2 separate regions of the Mus musculus genome follow, and region 2 is linked to region 1. Evidence: chromatin contacts called from ENCODE POLR2A ChIA-PET data. All regions are on one chromosome and are shown on one strand. The core of a region is the stretch at or near the end of the contact, and the rest is flanking DNA. Distances in the headings are between cores, read along the strand shown. Region 1 holds the start of Usb1 (U6 snRNA biogenesis 1). Region 2 has its middle 25 kb from the start of Cfap20.

Evidence for each region. ChIA-PET counts read pairs that join two places held with the same protein, here RNA polymerase II (POLR2A).
Region 2: POLR2A ChIA-PET joins it to region 1 with 10 read pairs in Patski. The contact joins the enhancer-like site here to the promoter of Usb1 in region 1. POLR2A ChIA-PET finds 5 or more read pairs at or near these places in 2 of 5 experiments (Patski and embryonic stem cell).

The regions. Positions count from the first base shown.
Region 1 is chr8:95,329,793-95,333,934 of GRCm38, reverse strand. It overlaps Usb1 (U6 snRNA biogenesis 1), which reads right to left and starts at 1,651. Exons shown (of 7, transcript NM_133954.2): 1 at 1,470-1,651; 2 at 401-567. The coding sequence starts at 1,573. It overlaps Zfp319 (zinc finger protein 319), which reads left to right and starts at 2,124. Exons shown (of 2, transcript NM_024467.4): 1 at 2,124-2,414; 2 at 4,123-4,142.
Region 2 is chr8:95,407,381-95,411,667 of GRCm38, reverse strand. No RefSeq gene overlaps it. Among named protein-coding and RNA genes, the nearest start is that of Cfap20, 25 kb to the left of the region's middle. Within about 2 kb of position 2,012, at least 1 of the 3 ENCODE cell types and tissues checked has a DNase peak (open chromatin) inside an H3K27ac peak, as active enhancers do.

The DNA of each region.
Region 1 (4,142 bases), core at 402-2,901:
GAAATGAAATGAAAAATGAAAAAACCCACAAAATTAAAAAACCCACAAAACAACAATAGCAAAAAAGTGGGTTCATCTGTTGTAATATAGCACTCTGGATGGTGGATACTGGTAATGGGTGAGTCTACACAAAATCAGAGCCACCATTTTGTGTATTGTGCTAATTGGCATAGATTATCTGATTTAATCTTCCAAAGAGATAGATAGCATCACCCCCACTTTAGAGGTGCAGAAATGAGACACCCAGTAGCTGACAGAACACCCAGTGCAGGAAGGTCTACTTCAGCAGTTAGGCAGTCCATTGTCTCCTCAGGTCTGCGGTGGGAGCTGAGTCCAGCACACAGCAGCCCTGGTGTCTTCCTCCTAGCCAGAGCTAGAGGCACTTTAGTCAGTGACTCACACGGTATGTAGATGTGGGTGGCCCAGTTGCCCCGCTCATGGGGAAAGGTTCGGATTCGACCGCCATGCTTTGCACTGTCGTCCTCAGGCCCTTCCTCTGTGCTGGGGAACATACTTAGCACACTGTCAGGCACTGGAAGCTTCTCACTGGGAACGGGGTTCTGGCCACTGCAAAAGAAGAACACACATTTATCCTCATTGATACCCCTTTGAACAACGGTAGTTCTAAGCTGTTATGCACAGTGATTCTTACCCACACCAGTCTTGCCATGTTGGCCTCGAACTTGATCCTCCTCCCTCAGCCACAATGGCTGAGTGTTCATTTCCAGGAAGGGGTTGAGCTTCTACTAAAGAACCATAGCTTTCTAGAACTGCTTAAGTTTCCTAGCTGGGAAGGCAGACCTCAGCTGGCTCTTGGTCCCCATGGAAACATTTCAGCAGGTAGCAGTGTGGCTTGGAGGTCCCTATTAGATAGTTGGACAGGCCTGAACTCAAGTAGCTCTGTGATCTTGGCTTACATTAATTTCCTCACGTGTAGAGCATATTTTTACTTGCTAGAGCTCTTGTGCAATGAACCGACACACTACAGTCAGCAAAGACCAGTATTTAAGAACCTCGAAGATTTAAGCCTCTTGGCGCATGAGATTTTCATGGGTTTTTCAACAGGCTGGTGTCTCCAGTCTACCGTGTGGCTCACGGTGGCTATTCATTAACCATTTACTAGACGAACGAAAAGCTTGGGTTATTATTGCATAGTGTTCAAACGAGGAAACATCTGGGAAGAAACATAGTTGCTTTCCAAAAGAGAAAAAAAAAAAAAAAAAACGCACCAACGGAGAGGGCTGGACTTGAACCCGTGTCCTCACTCCCAACTTTGCCTTAGCCAGGGTGTGTGTGTGGTAGTGCCATTCCAGGGCTTTGTCCAGGGTGTGTCCTGAATCCTTTCCCTCGACATCCCTTTTTCTCTTACCGGGGAACTGACCCACCCTCTTGGTTCCCCGGGAGGCTCGGGTCCCACTAGGGTTTCAAAAGAATCTACGCTCGAGAGAGAAAAATTCCTCGATCCTCACCAACGGTGGAAGCCAGTACCCGGTTTGCTCCGCCCCGCGGCGACAGCCTCCGCTTCATCCTCTGAACCGCTGCTGCTGTAGCCCACCAGGGGCGCCGAGCTCATGGGGCCTCGACCACAAGCCGTGTCCACCGACAACCTGATCCGACGCCCGGAGTTCCTCTGAGCCGGAAGTGCTCTGTGGGGGGCGGGACCTAGAGTAGCTCCACCTCGGGGCGGGGCCTGGCGACCCGGGGGGCGAAGCCCAGTGGAGCTTAGGACGGACGGCGGCCACCGCCTGTGCGGTAAAGGCTGTAGGAGGCGGCCTTCCGGATCACTCCGTCGCCCCAGTGTGGGTTCCACAGGTCTGCGGGTCTGTTTGCCAGACTTGCAAAAAGTTGGAGTCTCAGGATCCCTCTTGAGAGCGAGCTGAGCCGCAGGTCAGCTGCAGAAGACCGGAGAGTCAGGTGGGGCTGCGGCGAGCCGGGGATGAGGATCCCGGCTCCTCCGCGACCGTAGGCTCCGGCGAGCGGATCCCGAGGCTCCAGCCCCGCCCCTCCGTACCCACAGGCTCGGGCCAGCGGGGCCGCGGGTCCCCGACAGGGGGCGGCCTCGCTCCGCGCCGCGGGCTTCTCGGCAGCCGCCGCCCCGGCTGCCGCTCCTCCCCCGGCCCCGCCTACCCGGCCTCGCGCCGACCCTCTGTCCGCCGGTCTCTGCAAGACCCGTCGGTCTGTCCGCTCGCCCGTCCGTCCGCTGCCCCGGTCCCGCTAACCCGAGTGCGCGGGTCGATTCGTCGGTTCCGGCTGCTGCAAACCTGTCTCCCGACTCCGCGCTGCCTGCCTCTGCTACGCGAGGCCCGGGGATTGGCAGGACGCGTAGGCCGCGCCGCGGCGGATGGAGCCGGAATAAAGAGGCGGCAGAGAAAGCAGCTGGTCTTCGCTTGTCCCGCGCCTGACCCCTGGAGCAGGTGAGTGGCAGGGCACCCGGGACTGCATCTGGGGGCCACTCCAGTAGCCCCTGCACCCAGGGAGAGCCTCCTGAGCTCCGAGGCGATCCAGGCTGGGCCTGGAAGTACAGTTGCTTCCCGGGCACCGTTTGAGGCTCTGGGGCCTTCCTCGGCCGGAACCACCCCCTTTTCGGGACGCAGTGGCTGGGCCATCCGGAGCAGGAGCTGACAGCAGGCAGCCCAGCTGGGCCTGATGGGAGGAGATCAGCTTTCATTCGGTGACTCTGAGAGGAAAAAGGGCTAGGGTGGGGCGCGGGTGGGGGCTTCTCTTTGCCTTTCCTCTCCACTTCTCTCTCCAGCTCTTGTGCAGTGAGCTAAGAGTGTTCCTGGCTTCTCCTTACTGGAGAAGGGTCAGGGTAGGCAGTGGGGTTGCTCTAGGAGGTGGGGAGTGGGGGCGGCTGATGGGGCTGGCAGCCATTCATACCAGGAAAAATAACACACAGTTGGATTAGTACAGCTAGATCAGACAGTGTTCCGTGCAGTCCACCGCTCCTCTCTACCTTAGGAACGCTAAAATGGCCAGCTGTGGTTGGTTGGTCGTACTCCTAGGTACTACCCCAAATCAGCAGCCTCTTTATTCCCTCCCTTCCCAGAAGATGCTGAGGGTGACAACTTTTAGCTTGATTCTTAGGTTTCTTTAAGAGAACAGTTAGAAGCCAGCTGGCTTATGGGAACATTCTCTACTTTCCTTCCCTTAAAGAAAACTTGCAAACTTTTAAATCTATAAGCAGCTGAGAACCTAGAAAGGAGGCTGCCTTTGATTCCAAAAATAATTCTCTGTGGGATTGCTTTAATACTATCTCAAAGTGGTGAATTAGAGATTTGCTGGCATGGGGTGGGGGCGGTGGTTAGGTGGGCTTTATCTTGCAGTGATTACTGTGAATATTTGGGACTTGGAGGAGACACACCCTGGGGCATGCTTTATCTGTACAATTCAGGCAAACAGAACAATTTCTTACACCTTGACAGTCAAAGACTCAGAGGGTAAGGGACTTCTGTTTATGTTCCTCTGGGAGATAACTAGAGTGAAGAAGTTCACCTGATCAGTGGGTCTATAAACCTGTTATTTAACCCTCTTTGGCCAGGAGTTTGGGTCCCAGAAAGGCCATTAATCCTGTTAAGCTAGAGTGGCATGTGCCCTGGGAAAGGCCTGGAGTGCAGGTGAAGAGGAACGTAGACCAGTCTTTCAAAGGAGAGGGTTTTTAGGTGGTTCTTAGTATTGTTGCCTTAATATTAGCTTCCAGAGTCCATCTGCCTTAGAACTTATACCTCAGGGGCGTGGCTTCCTTCAGCCATCAGGATCCTCTTGATTCCAAACAGTAGTGTTCTCTCATGTCAGTGTGAAAGGGGCTGTCAGGCATTAGGGACAGGTCACCCCATACTATCTGACTGAGTGGGCCATATGGAAACTAGTGGGGAATTTGTGGAGGCTGAGGTGCCCTGCCCAGAATGGGGATTAAAGAAAGTGGGTATAGAGAAAGCTCTCTTCCCCTTTGCATGGAGGAGAGGAGCTGCCTCTTTGAGAGCAGGTGAAGGGAGCAGGGCTCGATCCCTGAGCATCTCCGTCCCCTAAAGAAGCTTATGTCTGTGTAGTGAGTGTGGGCCGCAAGGGAAAAGGGGAGAGCTGCTTGTTCCTGCCTCATATTCACTGTGTCTCTCTTCCCTACAGAACCGATTACTGGGGAAGGC
Region 2 (4,287 bases), core at 763-3,262, 77 kb before region 1:
GTGGCTTCCACCACAGCATGGCCCTTGACTTTGGTTCAATTCAGAAGGAAGATGACAGGCGATGACTAATTGAGAAACTAGGGGAAGGGGGAGACCTTGGGGGCAGAGGCCTGGTCTGGGGGTCGCCCCTGGCAGGCAGGGCTGTACTGCACCAGAGCACCTTAGGAAGTCTTGTTTTAGTAGAAGCTGCCTTCAGAATGACAGTTTGTAATTGGCATGCAGCTGTCCCAGTGACTGATTCTGGGGATCAGAGATCTATCATGCCCCTTATTGGCTCAATGACTGCTTTATTTGTGGCCAGCCGAGAAGCTGGCTGGCACTAGACCTGACTTCCTGAAGGTCTTCCGGGGATTCGAACAGTTTCCCTGGACATGCAGTGGATTTAGCTAAAACATTTTAGAGTCGCAGAATAAATTACCTGCACTCCTACTTATGAAGACATGGAAGCCACTCTGTGGCAGGTGTGAGGACCCAGGTCACCTAATGGAAATCCTGTGGTACTCCTGGCCCTGTGTTGGCATCCCTCTGCCTCAAGGACTAGACTTGGCTTGGCCTTGGTGGTGAAAGCCATTGGTTAGTTACCACATGTTACCTGAACTCTGAGGCCGAGAGTAGAAAGCAGAGACGTAGAAGTTTCACGGATGGATCATAGACGGAGTGTATCCCATGGCTAATTCAAATGAAGTGTGATGGCAGACTTGGTCCCCATCCTGTCCGGCGTATTCAGACTTGTAAGACATGCCCACTCCACAGCTGGCCTGGCAGCAGCCTGCTCAGAATGCCACTGTCATTCTGGGGTTTGGGAGGCTTAAAGCTAGGGTGTTAGGACGGTGAACAGGGTCTAGGGATGTACAGCTTGGTTGGTAGAGGCTGGCTGGTTTGCACAAAGCCTTGAATTTGATCCACAGCACCACATACAAACCAGACCGTTAAATAAAGTAAATATCTAATAAAACAAATCAAACCGCATGGTGAATCCTAATACTCCCAGCCCTCTGGAGAAAGAGGCCCAAGGTCACACTCAGCTCATCTGAGGCTCACCCAGGATGGGACAAACCCTGAACCCCAAAGTAGCATATTCAACCCAGTACACCAGGCAGTCTTTTACCACCACATACTTTGTTAAATGTATTTGTTTCATGCGTTTAGGTGTTTAGCCTGTGTGTATATCTAAAAGAGCATCAGATCCGCTGGAAATGCAGTTAGAGATAGTTGTGGGCTGCCATGTGAGTACTGGGAATCAAACCTGGGTCCTCTAGAGGAGCAGCCAATGCTGTTAACTGCTGAGCCATCTCTCCAGCCCCCACCGCAACATGGCTTTCCTAGCTCTTCATGAAGTACCTTCAGCCGGGCGGTGGTGGTGCACGCCTTTAATCTCAGCACTTGGGAGGCAGAGGCAGGTGGATTTCTGAGTTCAAGGCCAGCATGGTCTACAAAGTGAGTTCCAGGACAGCCAGGGCTATACAGAGAAACCCTATCTCGGGAAAAAAAAAAAAAAAAAAAAAAAAGAAGGCGCCATCTGCCACTAGTCCGGGACTTGCTAGGCTGGCCGGGGGTTTACCTATCTCCGTCTCTCCAGTGCTGGGATTACAAGTGTGTGCCACAAACTGGTTGGCAGAGGCAGGCAGATCTCAGCAAATTCGAGGTTTGTCTGGTCTTCCTAGTAAGTTCCAGGGCAGCCAGCACTGCAAAGTAAGACTGTCTCAAAGATAAATAAACAATAAAGATATCAGCCGGATACAATTTGGCAGGAAAAGATCCCATTACTGCAACAATTGTTTTGTCAGAACAATGTTGGTTATAGAAACATGGATGGGGGGCACCGGCCCATTAGAATCGAGGCATTCTCCACAGTCCCATCCAGCTACTTATCTGGGTGTGGAGACCACTGTCACACTCCATTGTCCCCAGTGGGCTCTCCAGGGAGGGCAGTTTACACTGCCCAGCCTGGCCCTGGGCCGAGGGAGAGTCAGGTCATGTTTTTACCGGCTGTCCCTATGACAGCTCCCTGGGTCTGACAGGCTCTGGGCTGGCACTGTAGCCTCTCCACTGGGCACATGTGGCTGTTAAAAGGGCTCTAGCCTGGGTGGACACTCTATTCTTGCATGGGAGGAGCCTTGTGAACTTTGTAACTTTCTGAGCTTCCCGAGTCTTAGAAACTTCCCAAGTCTTTGTTGGTGGTAGATACATAGGCAGCCACCTAGTCCGGCTAAGAAAGGACTAGGCGGTGAGCCTAGCCAGTTTGGGATGTCTCCGGCTGTAGGACCTACAGGCCACCCCATCAGATTTCCATACACCTGCTTTCTCCCTTGGATCCTGGCACTCACAGCCCAGAGCCACAACAGAAGCACCCCAGGAGGGAGCCAAACGGACTTGCTGGGGGCACTGGTGACACAGGGCTGTTCTGTACACCTACCAGGGAACTTCCACTGAGGTCTCTCTCAGCTTTGCTTCCAGTGAGTGTAGCATGGTGCTCCTCAGTTTTCAGGGAAGGTCTCCAAGTCTCTCCTGCTCAGAGCCTGAAGCTCAGGGAAACTTCTAATGGCAAGTAGAAAGAGCCTGACTCAAAGGATGCATTAGGTTCAAGCGAATATTTAGAAAACCAGAGGAGACTGAAGAGTGAGCCTTGGAACCTGAAGGTTATTGTATTTATAGTTTGAGCCTTTTGTCTCTTGAGATGGAGTCTTGCTCTGTAGTGCACACAGGTCTTCAACTCATGATCCTCCTGCCACAGCTTCCTGAGCACTGGGCTCATATTCCTTGGGGGTGATCCTACAGTGACTACAGATCCTACAGTGACTGTATTCTGTCAGGAAGGCTCACAGCTTCACTTTGTAGAGGCAAGAGTGGGGGACCCCCTGGTGAGTGACGGGGAACCAATGGAAGCTCTCACACTTACCTGTCTTACAGTGAACCGGTGCGATGTTTTATAAGGGCTTCTGTTGTCTGTTCCACCTCCCACCCCTTGCGCTGTTTGGCTTAGCTTCAGACACCATGGATACCAACGGGCATGATTCTTTTCCCTGAGGCTCATGCTCCAATCCAGATGTGCAGCGCCTCGTGGGTTTATCACTTTGAGCCTCCATCACAGCTCAGAGGCATGAGCTGACTGCTTCCCAAGGCCCTGTGCCTCCAGGTCATTGAAAAGACATAGGGATGTAATCTAGAGGTGGGTGTGAAGGGAATTTAGGGGCCAAGAGCAGGCCTTTACACTGCTTTGCTTTCTGAGCAGACTTGAATCTTTCTCTACATCTGTAAGCGGCACATCATCCTGTTCCCTCCGGGCTGGACCAGTGTGGGGAGAGAGGAAGGAACAGAGACTGGGGGAACTGGGAAGGAGAGATGGAGGGAGGGAGAGGGGAAGGGACAGAGTGGGAGAACTGGGAAGGAGGGAGGGACAGAGAGGAGAGAGAGAGAGAGAGAGTATAAATATGGATCTCTTGAGATAAGGACAGGTAATCTTCATTTGAACAAGTGGGCCCCATAAATCTGTATCTTCATAAGTCAGAGCCAAGGCTATTGATGGGCATGCATGCGTGTGTTATACACATGTGCATGCAGATGTAGCTACCTAAAAACAGATACATCCAGAGGATGTCTGGTGTCCTGCTCTCTCTCTCTCTCAGCCTCATTCCTTTGAGACAGGGTCTCTCACTGAACCAGTAACTCTGTTGTCTCCACCCCTTGGGGCCACTGGATTATAGGCTTGCATGGCCAGGCCCACTTTATGTTGTTGTTGTTGTTTTTAACTTGAATACTGGGGATTTGAACTCAGATCCTCACGCTTGTGCAGCAAGCAAACTTAGCATCTCCTCAGCCCCCAATTTGATTTTGTTAAATTAAGCAATCTTTCCAGAAGAGTATATTAAATGTAGTTGTGAGAAGAATAACTTTTAAAAGCCCACATATGAACACAGCTCAGGTTAAAGACAGCGCTGCTAGCTGGGCGGTGGTGGAGCACGCCTTTAATCCCAGCACTTGGGAGGCAGAGGCAGGCGGATTTCTGAGTCTACAAAGTGAGTTCCAAAACAGCCATGGCTATACAGAGAAATCCTGTCTCTAAAAAAGAACAAACAAACAAACAAAGACAGCGCTGTTTACCTGTGGCCTCCAAAGTGCTCTCCCAAGGCTTGTGACCTCAGCCCTCGCCACCACCCTCAGGGAAAGAATTCTGGAGGCTGATTTGTCTGGTTTTGTTTGTTGCTTATTGAGATAAACGTCTCACTTTGTAACTCTGGCTGTCCTGGGACTCACTGTGGAGACCAGGATAGCTTTGAACTCACAGAG